Regions from separate parts of the Homo sapiens genome. Here region 1 is linked to region 2. A link is a loop called in an ENCODE intact Hi-C map of the cell type or tissue named here. Cell type or tissue: HepG2. All regions are shown on one strand. Region 1 overlaps RALGPS2 (Ral GEF with PH domain and SH3 binding motif 2). Region 2 holds the start of ANGPTL1 (angiopoietin like 1).

Region 1 (5,000 bases), 75 kb before region 2:
GGCAGAAGTTTTGCCAAAGGATTCTGTAGTTTCATTAATTTCTAGTAATGATTTTTGGTATTCAGTCAAAGCTCAGCACTTATTAAAGTTTTCCCATATTTCTTATATACATAGTTCTCCTCAATATGATTTCTCTTTTGATCATGAAGGTTTGTTTTCTTTTCCCTTCCCTTTCCCTTCTTTCCCTTTTCTTTTTTTGAGACATGATCTCACACTGTTGCCCAGGCTGGGGAGCAGTGATGTGATCTCGGTTCACTGCAACCTCTGCTTCCTGGGTTCAAGTGATTCTCATGCTTCAGCCTCCAGAGTAGCTGGGACTACAGGCGCATGCCACCACACCCAGCTAATTTTTGTATTTTTTGGTAGAGACAGGGTTTCACCATGTTGGCCAGGCTGGGCTCAAACTCCTGACCTAAAGTGAGCTGCCTTGGCCTCCCAAAGTGCTGGGATTACAGGTGTGAGCCACCACACCTGGCTTAGATTGTTTTCTTTTAGAAGGCTCTTACACATTTATTTATAGGGCTTCTCTCCAGTGTGAGTTCTTTCATGTTGCAGAAGCTTGACTGTATTCTGAAGGTTTTTCCATGTTATTACATTTAGAGGATTTTTGTTTTAGATTTTTGTCTATTATAAATTATCGGATGTTCTATAAAGCTTGTATTTCTTCAGAAGGCATTGCTACATTGATTACACTAATAGGGTTTCTCTTCAGAATGAACTTTCTGTTACTAAGCACAAGGTGAGTTATGACAAAAAGGTGGTTTGCAGTGCGGTTTTCTTTCCAGTAGCAATTCTCTGGTGCTTTTAATAAGCCTTAAGTAGGGGATCAACTGTGCTTGAAATTTGTGCTGTAGTTATTACATTGGATACTGTTTGCCTCTTTTATGAGGGTCTCAAGTATTCATAAAGTGACAGGATATATCTGAAAGTCTGACATATAGAGCATTCAAAGAATGTTTTAGGCTGGGCGTGGTGGCTAACGCCTGTAATCTCAGCACATTGGAAGGCTGAGCCAGGTGGATCACTTGAGGCTAGGAGTTCAAGACCAGCCTGGCCAACATGGAAAAACCCCATCTCTACTAAAAATACAAAAATTAGCCAAGCATGGTGGTGCATGCCTGTAATTCCAGCTACTCGGGAGGCTGATACACAAGAATCGCTTGAACCAGGGAGGCAGAGGTTGCAGTGAGCCGAGATTGCGCCACTGCACTCCAGCCTGGGTGATGGAGTGAGACTCTGTCTCAAAAAAAAAAAAGCAAAGAAGAAAGTTTTATACTCTATTTATCCTCGTAGATCAATACATTAAGTCAGACATTTAGATTATATCAACAAACAGATATTAAATTCAAAAAATAATAAGCCCCTCTATATAACTGGGATCACTAGGATTTACTAGGGATCAAGGAAGAATGTTGGTTAAATGAGGGAAAGTATGTAATAGATAATTCTGAATCTTATTAATTAAAATATTTCTTGTTTGTTTGTTTGTTTTTTGAGACAAAGTCTTACTCTGTTGCCCAGGCTAGAGTGCAGTGGTGCGATCTTGTCTCACTGCAACCTCTGCCTCCCGGGTTCAAGTGGTTCTTCTGCCTCAGCCTCCTGAGTAGCTGGGATAACAGGTGTGCTACCACCACACCTGGCTAATTTTTGTATTTTTAGTAGAGATGGGGTTTCACCATGTTGGCCAGGCTTGTCTCGAACACCTGACCTAAGGTGATCCACCCACCTCAGCCTCCCAAAGTGCTGGATTACAGGTGTAGCCACCACACCTGGACTGTATCTTATTAAAATATTTCTGAAAAATTTAACAATTGAGATATTTCCGACAGTATATAGAAAAAGCTTCTCTGTGCAAACCTTCTAGTGTATGTCAAGATAATATAATCTTGGAAACATCCAAAGTTCCAGCATCAGGAATATCATAATTCTATCCTTGTTTTAATGAAAATTAATCATTTGCCTTAAAATTAAAATATAAACAATTAATAAATATAATGAGAGATTTGAAGAAAGCAAAGAAGACTTGTAGACTTGAAATTGTTCTGCTATACAGACCAGAATAAACCAATTGCTGTGTTAGAAGCGAGTTGCCGCTGTTTTGTCAGTTTGTATTACTGCTGTTCATCACTGTGAACTTCTTTAATATATAATAAGATAAGGCTTAGATTAGGATTAAGGAAGGTAGAGAAGAAAAGTGTTGTTTGGTAGTGTAGGTGTATATGACATCAGAGATAGGAAAAGAAAGCTCCTGCCTGTATCTGTGATCTCATTATACGGACAGCTTTAACATATTGGGAGGAAGGAAGAGAAAAGAGGATGTGAGTACATTAGAAAATAGAAGGGTTTATATATATATATCTTAATACCTAGGAGTTAGTTTTAAAGTTTATATTGTGGGTTAAGATATAGGAATAGTAGTGAGCACTTCATGTGTGACTGAGACTTCTTTGTAGATAACCATATTAGGCTGAATGCTAATGGATATGCCGTATTCCTCTAAAGCTGTCCTCTTTTGAGCACAGAGATGTCTCAGCAATAATTATCTTCTCTTTGTTAGGATCTCCCAGCCCCATTGCCCTCTCCCTGCTTCCAGTCATTTACAGATTCCATCGCTTTTTCTTTTCTTCCCTCAGTCTCTTATCTACATACTAGTCTATATTGGCTTTTTCTCTCTTCTATCTGTAGGTATCCCTACAGCATCACCCTTAGAACATTCCTTTTAAGAGTATTGGAACCTACAAGATGAAATTTAGATCAAGAATTTCTTTGCAGAACAAACCTACAAGATATAAGGAAGCTCTGACTTCTGTGAATTCAGTAATTCTTTCATAGGGTAGGTGGTCATCAGTTGTGGGATTTTGCCCTCCCTGTGCTTCCAAAATAAATGCAAGTGAAAATTGGGCTTAGTAGTTTCATAGTTTAAAATTAATCAATGAATATTCTTTCAAATACACTTATAATGACTGTTAAGAAATTGCCTTTATATATGATTTACTATTTGAAGATTTCTCTTTACTACGTGATTTTAAAATTGCAAGTTAAATCCATTGTAACAAATTTTAAGGGGTATCAAGGCTGCTAAATTTCATTTAGCCTTTGCTAAAATGGAGGCTTATTTACATAGTATACTCAAAACAGTTTTATTCCTAAGTCATACCCTTGAAAAAAGCATCCTTTGAGTTGTTGAGTTTACTTCAACCTTTTGATGTTCATATGAGATATTTTAGTATAGACTAATTCTTGACCAGGCTGAACTGTCAATATGCAAGATGGCATCTGTGGCATAATTTATTTCCTGGATTGTATTCTAGTGTGACTTGGAGGAAGATCTTAGAATCTGAAACAGAAAGAGATAGAGACAAAGGGAAAAGCAATTTTTTTTTTTTTAATCACAGAGAAATTTAGCAGCTCTTGAGAGGTAGAGGTGGGGCAGGGCAAAATTCCTTTAATGCCAGGTAACCATAAATGCATGTCAAAGTTTAAGAAGAAATAGTGGGTTAGTTCTTGGGAGTCCCGGTGCAATTTTAGCTTCATAATTCATTATGTAGTTTTGTTTTTATTGCTGTTTTTTAACTTTTTATTTTGACATAATAGATTCACAGGAAGTTGCAACAAAATAGTACAGAGATAATTAGAGGCCCATAGGCAGTTATAAAAGTAGTCCAGAAAAGTCCCATTTACTTACTCTTCATTCAGTTTTCCTCAGCAGTTACATCTTACATAACTATAGTACAATATCAAAACCAAGAAATTGATATTTTTATAATACGTGTCTGTATAAATCTGTGATTTTTGTCATATATGTAGATTTATCTAACCACTACCTCAGTCAAGATTCAGAACTATTGCATCACCACAAAGATCTCTCCCTGTGCTACCTCTTTATAGTCACACCCATCGCATTACTCCTCTCCTACTCCTCACCAGCCTTAACCCTGGCAGCCACAAATCTGTTCTTCATCTTGTTGAACTGTGAGAATCCACTCATACACATATTTTTTTCAATAAATATTTTGGAAATTTTGTCTTGAAGATTTCCAACAATTTGTAAAAAAAAAAAAAAAAAAAACCACATAGCTTAGAAATATAAAAAAAAATTAAGAAAAAGGGATGGCGTGAATGTATAAAATATATGTAGATACTAGTCTATTTTGTCTTTTACTACCATGAGATATATCCAAATGTATTAAGAAAAGTTAATATTTATCAAGACTTATGCACACAAAGACCTTGTGTTCTGCCATATGCGGTCAAGAGAACTATTAAGAAACATAAAGATGCAGTATTAAGTCATAACTGCATAAAATTAACTGTAGTGCATACCATTCTATTGTAGTAATTTTGTAACCACCTCGCGTTGCTATTACAGTGAGCTCAAGTGTTGAGAGTATCTGCTGAAAATGATGATGCTAATCAGTTATCTCCACATGAGCAGTTCCTGTCTCCAGTAAATTGTGTTATGACGTTAAAATGTGATCTCTCACTGTGTTTAGTGCAATATCCTAACCTTGAATAATACCATGAGACCCATAAGAAATACCATTAGTGGTGGTGGAAGTGCTTCTAAGAAGCAGAGAAAAGTTACGACATTACAGGAACAGGTTGAATTGCTTGAAATGTACCACAGATTAAGGTCTGCAGCTGCAGTTGTCTGCCATTTCAAGATAAATGAATCCAGTGTAAGGAGCATTGTGTTTCGTTTTTTTTTTAAAAAGGAAATTTGTGAAGTCATCACTTTTCATACACCAGCAGGTATGGAAACCCCACACGTTTTGTGAAATATTGTGTCTTTTATCTTGTATTGAAAATGCAGCTTTTTAAATGGGTCCAGGATTTCTATAAGAAAGTATACCCATAGCCTCAAATATTATTCAAGAAAAAGCAAACTCATTATATGACAACTTAAAAGGAAGGTGAAGTATCTAAAGCTGGAGAATTTAATGCCAGCAAAGGATGGTTTGATAATTTTAGAAAGAAGTTTTGCTTAAAAATTGTCAGGA
Region 2 (5,000 bases):
TTAGTTTTTAAATAAATATAATTTTTTTTTAATAAATACAAAAGTATTGGCTTCACTGTCACTTAAAGCAGGGCAAGGAGCCACATTTCTTAAGTAGTAGACTAGCTACGTCAGGAGTAAAGAACTGGTTTTAAAAATACATTTACTGTTATGTTTTCTGAAAACATTCTCTTATTTAATATTTTCTCACATATGTTCAGTTTTGAAGCAAAAGATCCATAAATCTATGTTACCTCATAAAACTTTCTGTATATGTTAAAATTTTCCTAGGCCCCAAGAGAATGTTATAAATTAGTTATAGAATACTTACGTTTAAATTTAAGTCTTTACTTAGTTGTTTTTAGAAGAGAAAAAAAAGTCTTCTATGCGTTGGGTTAATTTTATTAGTAGCTTTTCTCTTCATAGTTGCTATATTGCCAGCTAGTAGAGAGAAGAAACGAAAGTCAGGATTTGCCTCCTTTCAGATGGTAAACTCACAGAGGCATTTAACTGGCTGTGTCATGCACTGAAAACAGCATGAGGCAATGAAGTTAAATTTATGAAGCATTCAGGATATGTTAGATAAAGAATTTCTAGATTGTGAAATATGTTCTGGGAAGAGACTTGAGAACAATCTAATCCCCTGGATATATTTAAGAAAAGGATAAATAGTTATCTGTGTAATTTGGGGTTCAGATTAAATGCCTGCCTTAAGACAGCGTCAGTAAGAACTGAGGCTTAATGAAGTCCTGCACTTCCCATAGCATGCAACAACAAAAAAGAGAGATGACAGTATTTCAGATCCACTGTTGCTTGGAAATTTTGTTAGAATTTCTTGTAAAATATGTGTTTAACAGAAATCCTGCCAGCATTTACAGTTTTAAATCTTTAAGGAAAGGACACAAAAGCAAAGTTGGAAAAAATTTTAGCTTTACCATTATTTGCTTGTTCAAGATTCTTAACCATTAATATCTTTAATTTTTACAAGGCTAAAGGAGCCCCAAATCTAACAAACTTAAGTGTCTTTGGTTTAAGGCATACTATTGGTAACGAGTAATTTTATCTTTAATAGTTTTTATAATGCATGTAAAAAAAGCTCCCAGATAGAATATTGAAGGAAACCTCTTATGTGTGCTTAACAAAATTATTTCTACCTAAAATATTACATATTTTTGGCCTTTTAGTCATGAATTTAATTACATCTTCTGGGTTCTTATTTTCTATTGTTAATACCACTTACATAATGCTTTTGTGTGTATATCAATAACTTAGCTTTTCCAAGTGATTCCATTTGTAGCAAGTTTAATTTCTGTCATCCAAATTAAATTACTATTACATGTAAGCCTGGAAAGCTATTTAAAATTTTGAGTTGGAACAAGAAATGCCATAGATTAATCTTAAATCTGTACAAGAATTTCTGCTTAATATTTGGTTATACTGTAATTGAGATTTTGTTGCAAAGACTTTCAACTATTTTTGTATCTTAGCTTTGTTTTATGACTACACTGAGAAATCCAACAGTTTATGTATATCTTCAGCACACACACTGTGGCTGCAGGAAGAGAAACTAATTGTGTTCACGACTATTTAGTTTGTATTCCTTTGTTTTTAATCATTGTGCTGTAAGCCTTATACATTTAATCTGTTACTTGTTAAAATTTCTTTCTACTGTCACTAAAGCACTTGTTTTCAGAAACCCAGCATGGCATGCATGTATCAGTCTGTAATCATATACACTAAACATCATTAAATTGAACCTCAAATAATGCATTAACCATTGCACAGTACTTAATGTTTTTATGTCAAGTTGCAAGATAAAACCTTTTTCAGATGAGATAAACTGTAGTATATTCCAAAGGTCTTTGTTTAGTAAAAGATTCTGAAATTTCTACTACAAATATAAAATAGTTATGCATTTGCTATACATAATATTTTTAAATAAAAGAAATATTAAATACCTTTTTGTGTCTGTTGATTCAGTGAATCCAGAAACTTGCTGCCCTTATTCTTGATTTTAAAAATCAGTGTAGAAGTTTGTTCATCTGTGACTTTAATGGCAGCTGCATTTTTGTTTTGGACCGTTGAATCCAAGCTGTAAGAAGGAACTTCTTTTTCCTTTTACAATACTAATCAATTGAATTTGACAAGCCACCTATGTAATTTTAAGTAGTATAGTGGAAGTTCTGGTCTGTGGGCCGTCTTTAATCCAGCAGAGAAAGCGTTGTGGCTTTGCTCTGTCTGCCACATGGAGAAATGCAGTAACCAGCTGCAGCTGACCCAGATTGTATATACAGTACCCCTGAATAGTGATTCCCTCTTTCTCAGTAGACTCAAGTTCAGCCCACATATTACATCACCAAAAATTGCTGGAGACTGGGGGCGGGAATCTCCTTAGGATTTCCTCTTTGTAGCCTTAAATAGGGGGGTGGGATCAGCAGGAGGTTGAATAGTTTTGAACAAGGAGAGATTGTGTGCAGGTTGAAGGAAGGGCACCATCTGGAAACAAACTATCATAGTTCAGCGGGCAATTATAAAACAAACATTTTAGTCTGCTGGCCAGAGATCTTTTAAGTTGAATACCGAAAAAAAAAATAGTGCTCCACTTCACTTAGAAGTAGTTGCAGGCTGATGAGTTTGGTTTTTGTTAACAAAGAACAAGAGCTAGACTTTGTCAGGAGGCAGCCACCTAAATAATGTAATAAATACTCTTTATAGCCTAGAAGAATTTGTAAACATTTTACTAAGTTGCTAATGAAGGTTTTAAACTTACAAGAAACTTGATGTTGTTGTAGTATGTTATGTCTTACTGTGTAATGTGTCTTAAGATAAAACAGCCTTTATATATAATTACCAAACATAAGTGAAATTCTTTCAGATGCTTAAGACTTTTAAATATTACATTCTGGTGTTACATAATGTCATATCCTCCTATTCTACAAAATGACCTCTCCTCTCTGTAAAAGGTCATTCTTGTTATTAATTGATGTGGTGTGGTTTAAAAACAAACATAACCCTGAACTGAGTAAAAAACAAGGAAGCTCTGACTCTATGCCAGCTATGTGAACTTAGACAAATCACTTTACCTGCCTCTGGCAAGGTTCTTCTGCTATGAAATAAGGTGGTGGAAGAAATGAATAAGTGTTGAGTACAACTATACTATTGTATTTCATTAATTGAAGAAATGTTAAATAACTCAGTAGCTGAAGAAACACAAACTTAGGCTTAAGTAACTTAGCTTAGCACTTAAGTACTAAGTAGTGGAACTGGGATTTGAATCTAATGCCAAAGCATTATGCCACACTCTCTGTCATTGATTACCTAGTTGCTGTAAGCTGCTTCTAGATAAAACTTTTGGGCTTTCTCTACATACCTGTGCTTTCCCTTCCTTATTGCTGTAGCTTGTGCTGTGTTTCTCTTTCTGTTAGGCCACACTGTTGATCCACATCCTTTATTTAAAGTCTGAGCTTATTTTCTACCTCTTTCACAGAATCATTTATTTGAATTCCTATGCCATATATAGGTATACCAGAGGTTGCAAACACAAGGGCCTAGAAAGGCAAATGCTCACAAGAAGAATGGAGCAGGTAATATAAATCAGTGAAGTAAATCAGTAGTAAGATACTGGAGGGAAATGAAGTTTATGGCAAGTTGGCATCCTTTTGGTTAATTTAAAGGGATCTGCCTGCACCTTCTCAGCTGTGCTTGTGGCCATGAAGGATTATGAGACAGTGTTGCCAGATCTTCCCATTATTCAGGAAAAAAGAGCCATTTAGATTTTTCCTGTAATACTTCCTGATTTTAAAAAACATTGGGACAGATGTGCTGCCAGCTTCTGGCCTCTGATTTGTATTATGTATCGTTTCTTGAGCATTCAGTAATTATGTTGTAGTCACTAATGGCTTAAATCTGGGAAAAATAAGAGATAATAAATTCTTTCTGAGCTTTTAAACTTTCAGCAGTTTGGAGCTTTCTAACTTGAGCACTTAGTAATATCACTAGCCAGGGTAGGAAATTGGAATGACAGGTATTTAGGGACAGATTATGGTTAGATATGTTAAATTGAAAATGAAAGTCAGGAGCTCAGTTATATGGAGAGATTTGAAAGTCACCAGCAATTAGGTAGTAGCTAAAGCTATGGAACTAAGATACTAGAGAAAGTACATGTAGAATGTAAAGGAAGGTTAATGACAGACCATGATACCAATTTCCAGGAAACCAGCTTACAAGAAACATGAGGAAAAAGAAGAATGGTGGGGGCTTAGGGGGAAGATACGAAAGTTCAAGGTAGGGAAAACCTGAGAACTAGACGAGAATGGTTACAATACTGCAGAGACATTACATAGGGAGGGGAGACCAAGAGAGATGTTTTAAGACTTAGAATGAGAAAGTTATTAATGCCATTGCCAAAATAAGTGATACATACAGATTTCAGATTATTTAGTGTGTTGAAGGGTGACTAGATAAAATTTAACTGACAAATTAGTGTCCACAATACATTAAGAAATTAGAAATCCATAAGAAAAAGACAACCCAAAAGAAAAAATGAACAGAAACATTTATTACATAGAAATATATACGTTTAACCTTATTACTAATCAAGGAAATAAAAATTAAGACACAGAGAGATACCATTTTATACTCAGAAGATTGGCAAAATTGAGATGGATAATACCAATTGTTAGCACAAATGTGGATCAACAGAAGCTTATATACCGTGAGTGGGAGTATGAATTGATACAGCTTTGAAAAATAATGTGACACCATCTTGTAAAGTTGAATATTAATATACTTTAGCACTTGGCAGTTTTGCTCCTAGGCATGTTTGTATATCCTGAAGAAATTTTGTACATGTGTACTGGGAGATGTGTATAAGAATGTCTATAGCAACATGGTTGGGGGTGGGATGGGAGTAACTCAAAAGTCTATCAAATAAAATGGATGAGTTACAATTGTCACACATTAGCTTGTTCTCATTATAAGGAATTACAGCAGCATTTAACAGCGTGGACAAGTCTTAGAAA

What was found. Peaks named below come from ENCODE experiments on the same cell type or tissue, not always from the same donor. Only the 100,000 strongest peaks of a DNase experiment are listed, where the experiment ranks them.
Region 1: it touches region 2 in a loop (6-fold over the local background); 3 of 110 quality-filtered maps call a loop at or near these places.

Annotation. Positions count from the first base shown.
Region 1 is chr1:178,793,937-178,798,936 of GRCh38, forward strand. The region is part of intron 4 of RALGPS2 (Ral GEF with PH domain and SH3 binding motif 2); the gene reads left to right. LOC124904462 (a long non-coding RNA gene) reads right to left here. Exons shown (of 3, transcript XR_007066749.1): 3 at 3,251-3,337. Among named protein-coding and RNA genes, the nearest start is that of RALGPS2-AS1, 70 kb to the left of the region's middle. In HepG2, no CTCF peak of the experiment used is centred here; no DNase peak of the experiment used is centred here.
Region 2 is chr1:178,868,804-178,873,803 of GRCh38, forward strand. The region is part of intron 8 of RALGPS2 (Ral GEF with PH domain and SH3 binding motif 2); the gene reads left to right. It overlaps ANGPTL1 (angiopoietin like 1), which reads right to left and starts at 2,274. Exons shown (of 6, transcript NM_004673.4): 1 at 1,938-2,274; 2 at 311-420. In HepG2, no CTCF peak of the experiment used is centred here; DNase peaks (open chromatin) are centred at 2,388 and 2,978; H3K4me3 peaks cover 2,707 bases.